Linked DNA regions of Mus musculus: region 2 is linked to region 1. Evidence: chromatin contacts called from ENCODE Hi-C or POLR2A ChIA-PET data. All regions are on one chromosome and are shown on one strand. Each heading gives the region's core, a stretch centred on a gene start or an enhancer-like site at or near the end of the contact. The rest is flanking DNA. Distances are from core to core; before and after follow the strand shown.

The links. Hi-C counts contacts between places; a loop is a spot of excess contacts on that map. ChIA-PET counts read pairs that join two places held with the same protein, here RNA polymerase II (POLR2A).
Region 2: a loop to region 1 is called in a map of left cerebral cortex, with 2.4 times the contacts of the local background. The contact joins the promoter of Rbmxl1 here to the promoter of Pou4f2 in region 1. A Hi-C loop is called at or near these places in 1 of 37 maps with a recorded cell type or tissue (left cerebral cortex). POLR2A ChIA-PET finds 5 or more read pairs at or near these places in 1 of 5 experiments (embryonic stem cell).

Annotation. Positions count from the first base shown.
Region 1 is chr8:78,433,979-78,439,830 of GRCm38, forward strand. It overlaps Pou4f2 (POU domain, class 4, transcription factor 2), which reads right to left and starts at 2,669. Exons shown (of 2, transcript NM_138944.3): 1 at 2,133-2,669; 2 at 1-1,700. The coding sequence starts at 2,426. The coding sequence ends at 759.
Region 2 is chr8:78,505,992-78,511,843 of GRCm38, forward strand. It overlaps Rbmxl1 (RNA binding motif protein, X-linked like-1), which reads right to left and starts at 2,937. Exons shown (of 2, transcript NM_001252089.1): 1 at 2,808-2,937; 2 at 1-826. The coding sequence starts at 721. It overlaps Slc10a7 (solute carrier family 10 (sodium/bile acid cotransporter family), member 7), which reads left to right and starts at 3,337. Exons shown (of 12, transcript NM_029736.2): 1 at 3,337-3,683. The coding sequence starts at 3,584.

The sequences.
Region 1 (5,852 bases), core at 1,419-3,918:
TAATTAATTAGGATGTGCACAAAATTAAGTTGCCAGAGAGATAAATTAATAATTTACAGAGGGTTGTACGGCAATAATCTAATAATAGCTGTCAAGATCAGTGAACACAGCAGGCGCAACTCCTTCCATAAGTGTTAACACTTCAGAGAAGGAAGAAAGCGATAAGAACCACAGTAAAAATATATATATAATATACAGTGTAAATGCAGAAAATCTGCCATCTTTTTTTAATTCAAAATACTTTAGAGATGTCTCTATCATATCACATTAAGCATCAACTCTAGCTTCGAGTTTCAGTCCTGAATCAATTTCTATTTCTGAAAAATAGCTGCAAAGTGTACTTTTAAACATGAACAAGGTGACGTCTGTAAGAACAAAAACAAATCTTACTTGCTCATTCTTGCAGGGTTTTCAAAAGCTTGTCCCTCTACCTTCCTGTTGACAGTCAGCTCCTCGCTTTCTCTGATGAAGCCGAGCAGCCCAGGTGCAGTTAAAGGGGACAGCTCTGCTACAACTTGACAAATTCCTTTTCGTGTTGTGTTGTTTGTGGTTTTGGTTTTTCTTCACTGCGAAACCGGTTCACAATCTCTCTGATTTGGGCTCAGCTGCTTGCTTCTTTGCTCCTGGCTTGGTCTGGGTTCACATTTACCGGAATTGTTTTCTGATAGCCAAAGTAGAAAGGAAAGAGGCAGAAGAGACAAGAAGGGGGTTAGAAAAAAAGAGGGCGAAGGGAAAGGGCCATCCCTGGAGAAGGGTCCCTAAATGCCGGCAGAGTATTTCATTCTCTTCTGTTTCTGCCTCTGGTTGCAGAACCAGACGCGCACCACATTTTTCTTGAGATCCAGCTTTTCGGCGATGGCCGCGATCTTCTCCGAGGAGGGCCTTGGCTGGATGGCGAAGTAGGCTTCCAGAGAGCGCTTCTCCGGCGCCGCGATGGACGTGCGCTTGCGCTTCTTCTCCGCGCCATTGAAGAGCTCCGGCTTAGTGAGCTTCTCGCGGTGGGATTTCTCAGCTTCCTCCAGCCACGCCTGCAGGATGGGCTTGAGCGCGATCATGTTGTTGTGTGACAGCGTGAGAGACTCAAACCTGCAGATGGTGCTCTGGCTGAGCGAGCCCACGCCCGGGATCTTGAGGTTGGCCAGCGCCGAGCCCACATCTGCCTGGGTCACTCCCAGCTTGATGCGTCGCTGCTTGAAACGCTCGGCGAACGCCTCCAGGTCCCGCGGGTCTGCATCCACGTCGCTCATGCAGCCCATGTGCGAGGGCAGCCCATGTGCGTGGGCCATGCTCAGGGCTGCTTGGTGCATGGGGTTCATGGTGGCCATGTGTGGTGCGTGAGCCGGAGTGGACACCACCGTGCCGTCGGGGCCCGCCATAGCTCCCAGGGCCAGCCCGGGGCTTAGGTGCTCAAGCAGCTCGCCCTCCAGCGCCTGGTGCGGCTGGTGATGGTGGTGATGGTGGTGGTGGTGGTGGTGATGGGTGCCAGCCAGAGCGGACGGGTGCGAGATGGGCACAGAAGAAGAGGAGGCTGCCGACGTGCACGGGATGGTGTTCATGGTGTGGTAAGTGGCGTCCGGCTTGAAGGGGCTGTGGTGGGGCGGATGGTGGTGGTGGCTCTTACTCTGGGAGACGATGTCCACGGCGGCCAGAGCCTCGGCACGGGCCAGCAGACTCTCATCCAGCCCGCCGAATATATTGCTCTGCAATTGTAAGTAGAAGGCACACATTACGCTCAGCAGGGAATTGTGAGCGCTCTCTCCGGAAGCCCCCGGCCCAGGGCTCGCCACCGCCACCGTGCCTACAGCATTCCCAGAACGTTAAAATAATAATAATGACAGTGATCCTGAAACTCGGCAGCGAGAAGAGAGGGGAAGCCTGCGCGAGAAGCCAATGTGCAGGGGGAGGAAAAGTGAGCCACAGACAACACAACACAACACAACACAACACGCGCACAGGCAGCATCCCAGGTCATAAAAATTAATATGAAAGGCAAGACCCGTTGAATACTTAAGAGAGGGGGGATTGGTTGGAGGTGTGGGGTGATTTGCTGTGCAGACATGAAAAAAACATCAAGCAGATAAAGGAGGCTGTCAAAATGTGCCTTTAAGCGGTGATTATGCAGACATACGCACCGGTGGGGTTGGAAGACAAGCTCTCCGCATCGCCTCCGAGCCCCCGCCGCCGCCGCTGCCGCCGCTGCCACTGCTGCTGGAACTGCTGCTCCGGCCGCCGCCGCCTCCGCCTCCGCCGCCACCGCCGCCGCCGCCAGCGTTGCTGGAGCTGCTAGGGGAACTGGCCGAGGGCGCCGCGGGCGCAGAGGAGCCCGGGGAGGCACTGTGTAGCGCCGAGTACTTGGGCTCCACGTGCAGGCTGCCTGCGTGAGGCATGCTGAACGCCTGCTTGCTGTTCAGGGACATCATCATCATCTTTCCTTGCGCGGCGCGCTCGTCGCTGGCGCACTCCGGTCCCAGCTACCCGACCCTCCGGAGAAGTACCCGGCCGGAGCAGCAGAGGGAACAACACTGCAAAGTTGTGCTCAGCCGCCACTGCTTCCAGGCCCGGTTCTCCCAGTGTGGCCGCTAGCTCCGCTCCTGTGTCTCCCGCTAGGTCTGCCCGAGAGGTTGCCCTGCTCCGGGTGGCTCTGGCTTCAGACCTCAGCACCCCAAAGTGCCCCAGCTCATCGAGGCGGTGGAGTTATAGTCCCCTCTTCCCGCGCCTGACCCCCGCCCGCCCTCCCCCTCCTTCCCTCCCCCGCCCTCTCCTGCCAGGACGCACTGCTCTGGGTGGGTTTCTCCCCGCCCTGGCTCCCCGCAGGCTCCGGTCCTTTCAGTTCTCCCTGCACCCGCCCCTCTCTCTCTGCCACGGGACCCGCAGCCTTCCCTGCCCCGGCAGGCGCTCTGCTGTTACCACTCCTACGCCGCGCCTGCAACTCCTGATTCTAATCGCGCCCCAGCTCAACCCCACCCAACTAGCCAGGTCGGTGCTTCGGGCCACCCCCACCCGGCAGTGCCAGTCACCTAAATGACAGTCTCCAGATCTTCCCGCCTCCCTCGGGAAAAAAAAAAAAAAAACTCCCCCTAAAAGTTGCGTTCCAAGCCAATCTTGGAAGCGACTAGCCCTGAACTGTGAGGTGCACCTTACCTGGCCACCTGCTCTCCTGCCCTCTGCTTACCACTAAGTTTCAGGGGCCCTCCCCTCCCGTCAGCTCCAGTGACCCTGATTCCCCTGGATGAGGATCTAGACGCTGCGGCGACCCGGGTCCTCTGCTCTGCTCTGAGCTCCCGCCTTGATGCGTGCTGAGGTCAGCCCCGGGCTTTGCATCCCACCGCCCGGCGGGTGCCTAGTGCAGAAAGACGTGGGTCTGCCCGGCTGCAGGGCTTCCTCTCCCTCGATTTCCCTCAGCTCTCAGCGGATTGGACAGCCACACAGCCCGTTAGTGTCCTCTATGCGCATGCGACTCCCCCCTTTATGAGCATATCACCCTCTAACACATGTACAGATTCCTCTCCTCCCACCCCCTTCTCTTTTTCCACCTCCTCCCTATGTCCAGTACAGGGTGAGCTGGGACTTGGGAGGATCTCCTGGCAAACCCTGACTCTGGGATGTATTATTCTTCATTAGCTACAATCAAAGGGAAAGGAGCAACTGACAGGACGAGAAGGGCCAGAAATACAGAGCGCATGTGCTGCCGAATGCCACTAACACCGTGTACACGTACACACACACACACTCACTCACTCACTCAAACGCGCGTGCACACACACTCACACAAACACACACACTCAGACTGGCGTAAGTCCCACTTATCTTCATTTCTACAGTCACTGTGTGCAGAGACTATTTTTTGCTTACACTTTGCTCCCACTTTTGTGCTAGTGCAAACCACTTTCCTGGAAGTGAACACACATTCTGAGTTCCAGTTCAAAAGCAGACAGTGTGGCCCACTCCCCAGCCCCAACCCCCCCAAACACAACCTATTTCCTCTCCTTCCCATCCTTCCCCTCCGTCCTGCGGCACTTGGGGCTACCCTCGCCTTCCAGAGCGCGGAAAGACACTAGGTGCATATACCGATGAGGACCTGCGGGTGGCTGGTCCGGGACAGGGGTGATCCGGAACAGGTGCAGGCCCTGGGAGCTTGGGAGGGCCAGCAGGTGTGAGAGCAAGCAGAAGGCCTAAGAGGCACTGGCGCGAGCTAGGACAAAAACAAAGTGGAGGGCAAGCGTGGAAAGGGGAGCCCTCTGGGAGTCAGCACCCGGAAGCCCTGCGGCGGTAGCGGCGAACAGGAAACCGTGGATCCTCCCCTGACCTCATCCAGGCCGGGGCTGGCAGGTTCAAGTTAGGAAAGCTGTCGTCGGAATACTCCCCCCCCCCCCCCACCCCAAAGCCTCTGCTTTGACAACGCGATGGGATCTGTCCGTGGTGCTTAAATCTCTGCTGCTTTGCCAGTCTGGAGCCCGCCTTTCTCTTCCCCTGCGTAAAGGAAAATAATAAACAGTAGCCAAAGGGGATTCCTACGAGCCATGTTCTCCACTGAGAGCCCTAAGAAGCCTGGGCAAGGACTCGGAGAGGGGGGTGTTGACATGAAAGAACGTGGCTGTGTGCAAGACTGTTCAAGTAAGTGCTTAGGTGTTTAATTTCTACCTCAACAGCCAAGGTAATTTTCAAGGAAATAAAAAAAAAATAACATTGTGCAGTTCTCACTGTCTCAAGCTTCACGAAATGAAATAAATCAAAGTTAAAAGCTTGAGTATCATTTAATTATAGTGTGAACAGCGCTTTGAAAGAAGTACAACAGCATCTCTAAACAAATTATGACCCAGCTAGGAAGGAATTATTAGATTGAAATTTCATTTAGGCTCGGGAGACACCGAGCTTCACCGTGTAATCTGCTATGCCTCGTCTGATTTGTATGCTTAATTCAGCTTGACGAATTTATTAGTTTTCATAATAGTGAAAAAATGAACAGGACTGTGGGCATTGTGTGTATATAAATTGTATGTCGTCGTGGAAAAGCTGGAGTCTATAGAAATCTTTTATTAATGCCAGTATAAAAGAGAGAATTTTTGTGCATGCCTTAGCGAGGTCCATGCCAAACCCCATTGCCAGTGTCTTGCTGGTCCATTAACATATCGCCATACTAATTAGACCACTTCATCAGTGATATAATTTCAAACTTCAAATTATGTTCTAATTAACAAGGGTTGTCCAATTTGCTTAATCTTCAAAAGGCTTTGGATGGTCTAATTAGTATAAACTGTTGAGCATCTCAAATGACTAATAAAAATCCACTGAAATACATGGGTATGTTTTTTCTCAGTGTTGAGTGAGGAAGGACCACATGCCCAAAGAAATTCTGAGCAGAGTAGGAAACATCAGGAAGACAAATGTTTTCCTCCACCTAATTCCCCCAGACTGTTACAGGGAGTGAGGTACAGAAAGAGAAAAAACTTTGTGGTATTTCAACTCCTAAGTAGTGTGTTTATGTGTATAAATAAAGGCACAAAAGATACCAAGGAGGGAAACCGCATGGGGAAGGATTCTTCCCTTTCATTAGGTGTCTAATTAGATGTAAAGTCAAAAGCAGCCCTGAGGACTTGCCCAAACACTATTGTGGCAACAGTCTGCTGAACTTGAATTGCAAAATCAAATATTTGGGGTGTTTTGAACTTCTCTTTGTCCCTCCTCTTTCACTGTGCTTAATCACTTGTAATAGTTGTATTAATGTATGTTGTCATCTGGGAGTATTGAGAAATGCATATCGTTAATATGAATTAATCTTGATTTTAATACCAACTGACAACTGATCTCAAAAATGCTAAACACTTGTCACCACTTTATATGGTAAATAAGAT
Region 2 (5,852 bases), core at 1,687-4,186, 72 kb after region 1:
GGTAAGTATAATCTCTTGGTGGCGGTGCATAATCTCTGGTGTCTCGGGAGCTTGGGTAATCTCTGCTTGAATAGCTATCTTTTGTAGAATATCCATCATCTCTTGGGGACAAATAAACATCTCTGCGAGATGGCAGGGGTTCCCTTCGTGGTGGACCCCCGTAGCTATCTCTTCCACGGGACACTGGTGTTCTTCCGCCCATTCCACTGCTGCTTCGAACTGGTCCGGAAGGTGTTGATCTTTTAGGAGGGGGACCCCCGCTTCGTGGTGGTGGTCCTCTCTTTACTGGAAGTGGTCCCCTGGAAGAACTCATGTTAAAGTTCATGGAATAACCACCATCATCCATGTATCCTCCACGTGAAGGGGGTCCCCTAGTTCCTCCACTTCCTCCTCGAAGACCTCTGGGAGGGCCCCTGCTTCTTGGAGGTGGAGGTGGTCCACGCCTGCCACTTTCAAAAGATGGTTTGGTAGCTTGCTCCACCTTGATGGCTTTTCCATCCAAGGACTTTCCATTCATATCTCTAGCTGCATCTTTAGCATCTGCTGGGCTTTCGAAGGTAACAAAAGCAAATCCTCTTGATTTGTTGGTTTCCCGGTCTTTCATCAAAAGTATTTCCACTATTCGTCCATACTTGCCAAATACTGCTTCAAGGGCTTTCTCATTTGTTTCTGTATTAAGCCCACCAATGAAGAGCTTTCCTGGGCGATCTGCTTCAACCATCTTGCCTTCCAGCTGAGAGTCGGAGGGGACGTGAAGGTCTCAAGCTCCTCCTACAAGCTCGCCAAATCGGCCTTCCAAGTAGCTCACCGGTGACAGCTGCTGGGTCTCAGAACAGAACAGAAAAGCCACTAGGACTACTGCACACGAGCACCTGTGAATATTATTGTATTAGTTTCCTCAGGCTGCTGTAACAATGCATTGCGAAAGGGCTGGGGGTGGGAGGTGTGTTATAAAACATTGATTTTCTTACAGTTCAGGAAGTCACGAAGTATGAAGGTAAGTTTCTATCAGAAGCCTTAACAAAAATCTGTACCATGACTCCCTCCTAGCTTCCAGTGGTTGTCAGTAATTCTTAGACTACTTTGGCTTATAGATATCTCAATCTAGTTCCTCTCTCCACCCTACGTGGTGCTTACACTCCACCTGCACACCTTTGTATGACATTCAGAAGAACTGCAGCTTTTCATACCTATCAACATCTGATTTCTACAAGTCACCTTCTGAGGTCATGGGAAAACGTGTCTTTTACAGGGGATGGTACTCCAGTTAAGTTGGAGAAAGGATATAGGCTCATAAACTTAATCTAAATGAATATGACCCATTATTCTGGACTATCTGGTTAGGCTTTAAATCCAAGGACAAGTATCTTTTAAAGATACACACAGAAAAAAGGTAATGAATGCTCAAGGATGCAGAGAGCAGCCACTTGAAACATATGGAGGGAGATGTGATGCCTAACCAGGTCGAGACTGGAGCATCAGAACCTAAATCAAGGAAGCCAGGGAATATTAACAGCCACAAGAAGCTGGAAAGAGCCTTTAGAACACATGGCCCTCCAATATCTCCATTTTGGATTTCCTTATTCTGCAACAGTAAAACAACATGTCTATTGTCTGAGTATAGCTAACTCGGGGAGGGGACTATTTGTTATAGCAGCCCTAGCAAACTAATACAGTCCTTGACAATACAATTCACAAAACTACGGTTAAAATATTCTATGAATTAAGATTTTGTTCTAAACAGGTCAAAATCTCTAGAAAGACTCTGTGAGCAGCCTTACTTAAGCAGCACTATCTGTGATGACCTTTTGAGTATTCGATGACTGAGGCAGATTTTTTTTTCCTTTTGAACCAAGCAAAATTACTGAAGAAAATTATGTTATAAATTTTACTTCCTAGAACTCCACTTACCTTGTGACTGTCTTATAATAAGCCTTTATCACATTTCATGTACTTCTTTTGCCTGGTAAATTGTTTAATGTCTCCCTATTAAGTTCTTTTTATCTTGAGATTAGCTTTTCTTCATGCTGCCTGATGCGTAATTACCGAGCAGTGGGGGCTGTGCAACTGAGAACTGATAGCACAACTGCTTAAAGCAGCTTAGTTTTTGGATAGCGAGTCATGTCAGCAAGATAAAGTTAAATAGAGCAAATTGCACGCCGAGTCTCTTTCAAGCTTTGAATGCATTCAGAATGAAAGTCTGGTACAATCCCTTTCGAACGTTACGTTCCATAGTAAACTATTCAAGTAGCTGATACCAGGCTGCTTCAAAATGTCCCACAATACTTTGTTCCTTTCTTTCTTTGGGTGCATAAAGAGGAAGGGTTGATGCTCGGAAGACCATTCGTGAAACTATGTCATAGATTCGCCAAAATGCAATGCAAGAAACCGAGGGTTGGGGGAGGGGGCGGACATCAGACCCTCCACCCTGGATCTGGCCCTCACTGCTTTTGTTCTGAGTTCCTGGCCCCCTCTCAGTTGTCCTGTTGCTTTAGTGGTTCGGGGTCAGGCAAAGGCCCGCACCACGCGGCCTCCGGAATCGCCCGCCCACGCGCGGCACACGGGTGGGGAGGAGCCTGGGTCGCTCTCTCACCGCCCCCCAGGGAAGATTTGCCCCATCCCGGCCGTCCTCCCCACTCCCGAGGCGGGTTTTGGCCGCGGAGGCGGTCGGGCAGAAAGGCCCGGGCAGGCCACCGACCTGGCGGGAAGGCCCAGCCCGCCTTCCCCGCCTTCCCGCCGCCGCCGCTGCGGGAAGGCGGGGGGCCTGCCGTCCCGGACGTCTGCTCGGCCACCGATTTTCAACCTACCCACGGGGCTAACGCTTCCCTAACTAGGAAGCCGCTTTCCCGCGCCGGTCGCCACACGCGTCTGCCGCCGCCGCTCCCGCCGAGAACCAGAGGCCGCGAATGGCTTCCCCTCCCCCCGCGCAACGTCAACGCGACGTCGGTCGTCGCCGTAATGTCTCGAGTATACGCGCATAGACATAGCAGGCATTGGCGCGCGCAGCCGCCGCCACGGCGCAGCCCGGTACCGGCCCAGCGCACGCCGCGGGTCTCTCGGGCTCAGGGCAGAGTGAGAGACGCTCTCTGCAAGGCATGTCTCGGGGCTCGGGCCGCCGTCAATATAGCTTTACTGCAGCGACACCCATGATGAGGCTGGGCGTCTGGGGCGCCTCATCCCTCTCTCCCACTGCGGGCCTCCCCAAGCTTGGCCGTGTATGCACGGCGGCGGGTCCTGTTAGTGCAGCCCGTGACTCGTCTCACTTGCGTGCTCCTGGTGTGCCTCCGTTTTACGTCCCCTGCGCCCTGGTCCTCGGCGGGTGGGCGCGTCTATTCTGAGGTGCGTGGTAGTGATGGCGGCGCTCAGCGAGGCTTTCCTGTCACTGGGTACTACTACTCCCAGCCCGCCTCGGAGCCGCCCGAGCCACCCCTCGGTCTTTAGTTTACGAGTGGCAATTTGACTTGCTCTGCTGCATGTCTGGAGGGATCGAGGAAAGTGTGGAGACGCCCCGGGGATTTAGGGATCGCAGTTTGGAAAGCAAGCCAGCCAAACAAATAAACAAAACCCACCCGCCCTAACAAATATGAGGCTGCTGGAGAGGGCGAGGAAAGAATGGTTCATGGTCGGGATAGTGGTGGCGATCGGCGCCGCTAAGCTCGAGCCGTCGGTCGGAGTGAACGGGGGTAAGTGCCGCACCTCCGCCGGCTGCAGCGCGCCGGCTCCCACTTCTGAACTCGTCGGCGAGTCCCCGGGAGGAGCGGCCGCCCTGGCTGCGGCACAGCCCTCTGTCTCGCAGCGGGAGAGAGGGGGGCTTTTAGCAGGTTCTTCTCACTTGCTAGCCCAGGAGGGAATTAGGAATGGGGCAGGGGAGTGGGAGTGCAGGTTGCCTTTTCTGCGGGCAATCAATGACTTCTGCTCAGTGCCGGAGTGAGGGTACAGAAACTGAAAGTTACTCCTCTCGTTCTTAGTAGCATCCCATCCCAAGGGACTATAGGTTGCCAGGAGTTCTTTATCTATCCTGGAATAGACCTCATTATCCAGTCTATTTCCGACTCCTCCCTTTTGCCGCCCCCCCCCCCCAAAAAAAAGTCTGTTGGAGAGAAAGGGGTTTGGGGGAGATTATTGGCGGGAGCGGCGGATAGGAGAAAAAGGAAAAAAGGATACCCTTGCTCCAAACTTCAATTTTTAGTGTGCCTTAGTTGCTGACTAAAACTCCCAATTGTACTGACACGTTGCACTCTTTCCTTACGGGACACTACTTCCGTGTGCTGCTGGGCTGCCGTTACTACAGCAGCCGTCCAACAGTTGCAGACTGTGTTAGACTATGCACACTGTATGTTTTGGCAGGGAAGTGTGGATGGGTTAAAACCTCCGCTCCAATCTCTGAATAGTAGGAGCTTTGTAATGTGACCTGTGGACACTGGTGGGAACATGGGACGTGTCACTGGCGTTTTATACCCTCTCCCCCACCTTCAGACAACCTTGTTCTGCTTTTCATAGATATTAATTGAGTTTCTTCAGTTCATATGTTTTTGACCTCATGAGTTAGGTTCCAGGTTTATTGGCAGATCGAATATATCAACCATGCAATGGACCCAAATAAGGACAGAAGAACACACAGTCTTTCCCAAGTAGGAGGTGCCCATGTAGATATTTGAAATTTTACCTTGTTATTAAAACCTTACAGAAGTGAATGGATGATCTCTCTGAATAGTGTTTTTTCTTTCCCCAGCCCTAATTTCTCCATTTAGAGTAACTTCTGGAATCGTTTGGATTGAATTATTTAAACAGTGATTTCGATAGGAAAGCTTTCTATATTTAATTTTTTCCCCTTTAAATTTAACATATTTTAAAATTTAAATGCAACATAGAGTATGTATAGTTACCAGTTAGTTTTAGAAACAACCTTTCTGTGAGCCTTTGGGAAACTGTTAAGTTGGGATTTTGAGTTCAGTCAAATGAAGGGGGAATCTCTTGTTCCTGGAGCTGGGAGAAGTGACATGCTCCTGTCTTTGAGGCTACTTACGATGCTCCACTGTACTGGTTACAGTGAGGCTAGATCTCTGCTCAGCATTGAGATGGAGTTCCTGCTGACGTGTGTGGCCTATAGCCCCGCATGTCTGGGTTTGCCAAATGCCTTTTCCCTTGCCTTCCCCAGTGCTGAGTGGACAGGAAGGTTGCTGATGGTGAATCAGTTCCCTAGAGTTTCTTGTTCTGGCAGATACAAGATGGACTCTGTGAGCTCAGTTGTTCCCTTGGATTCTGCTTATTGAACTTTTTTACACTATTGTGTCTTAGAAATACTGTTTCATTTTCCAACAATCCTTATGGTAGTATTATAGGCTTTTTTTTTCTTCGTGGGGGTGGTGCACAGCTTTAATCTCAGCACCAGGAGGCAGATCTCTGAGTTCAAGGCCAGCCTGGTCTACAGAGGACAGCCAGGGCTACACAGAGAAACTCTGTCTGGAAACCCCCAAACAAATAAATCAATAAGCAAACAAGTAAATAAATAAAAATCTAAGAAGTAGGAGCAGGATAAATATTTCCAGCTAGAAGTAACTTATAAAATAATTTAAATCAGCATGCCACTTTATGTTTTGGTTAGATTATTGGGGTATGAACACAGGGTCTTGGCATACACATGTTAAGCACATGTTCTACCTATAACCACACCCCCATCCCACCCCAACCCCCAGTGCTGGTTTTGTAGATGTTGAGGCCTGACCACATCAGAGGTTAGTTAGGGAACAATGGAAACCAGGGCTTTCTCTTTTATAATAACAGTGACAAATACCTATAATAACAGTTTTGGTAAAAACAGAGAGAGAGAAAGAGAGAGAGAGAGATCACTA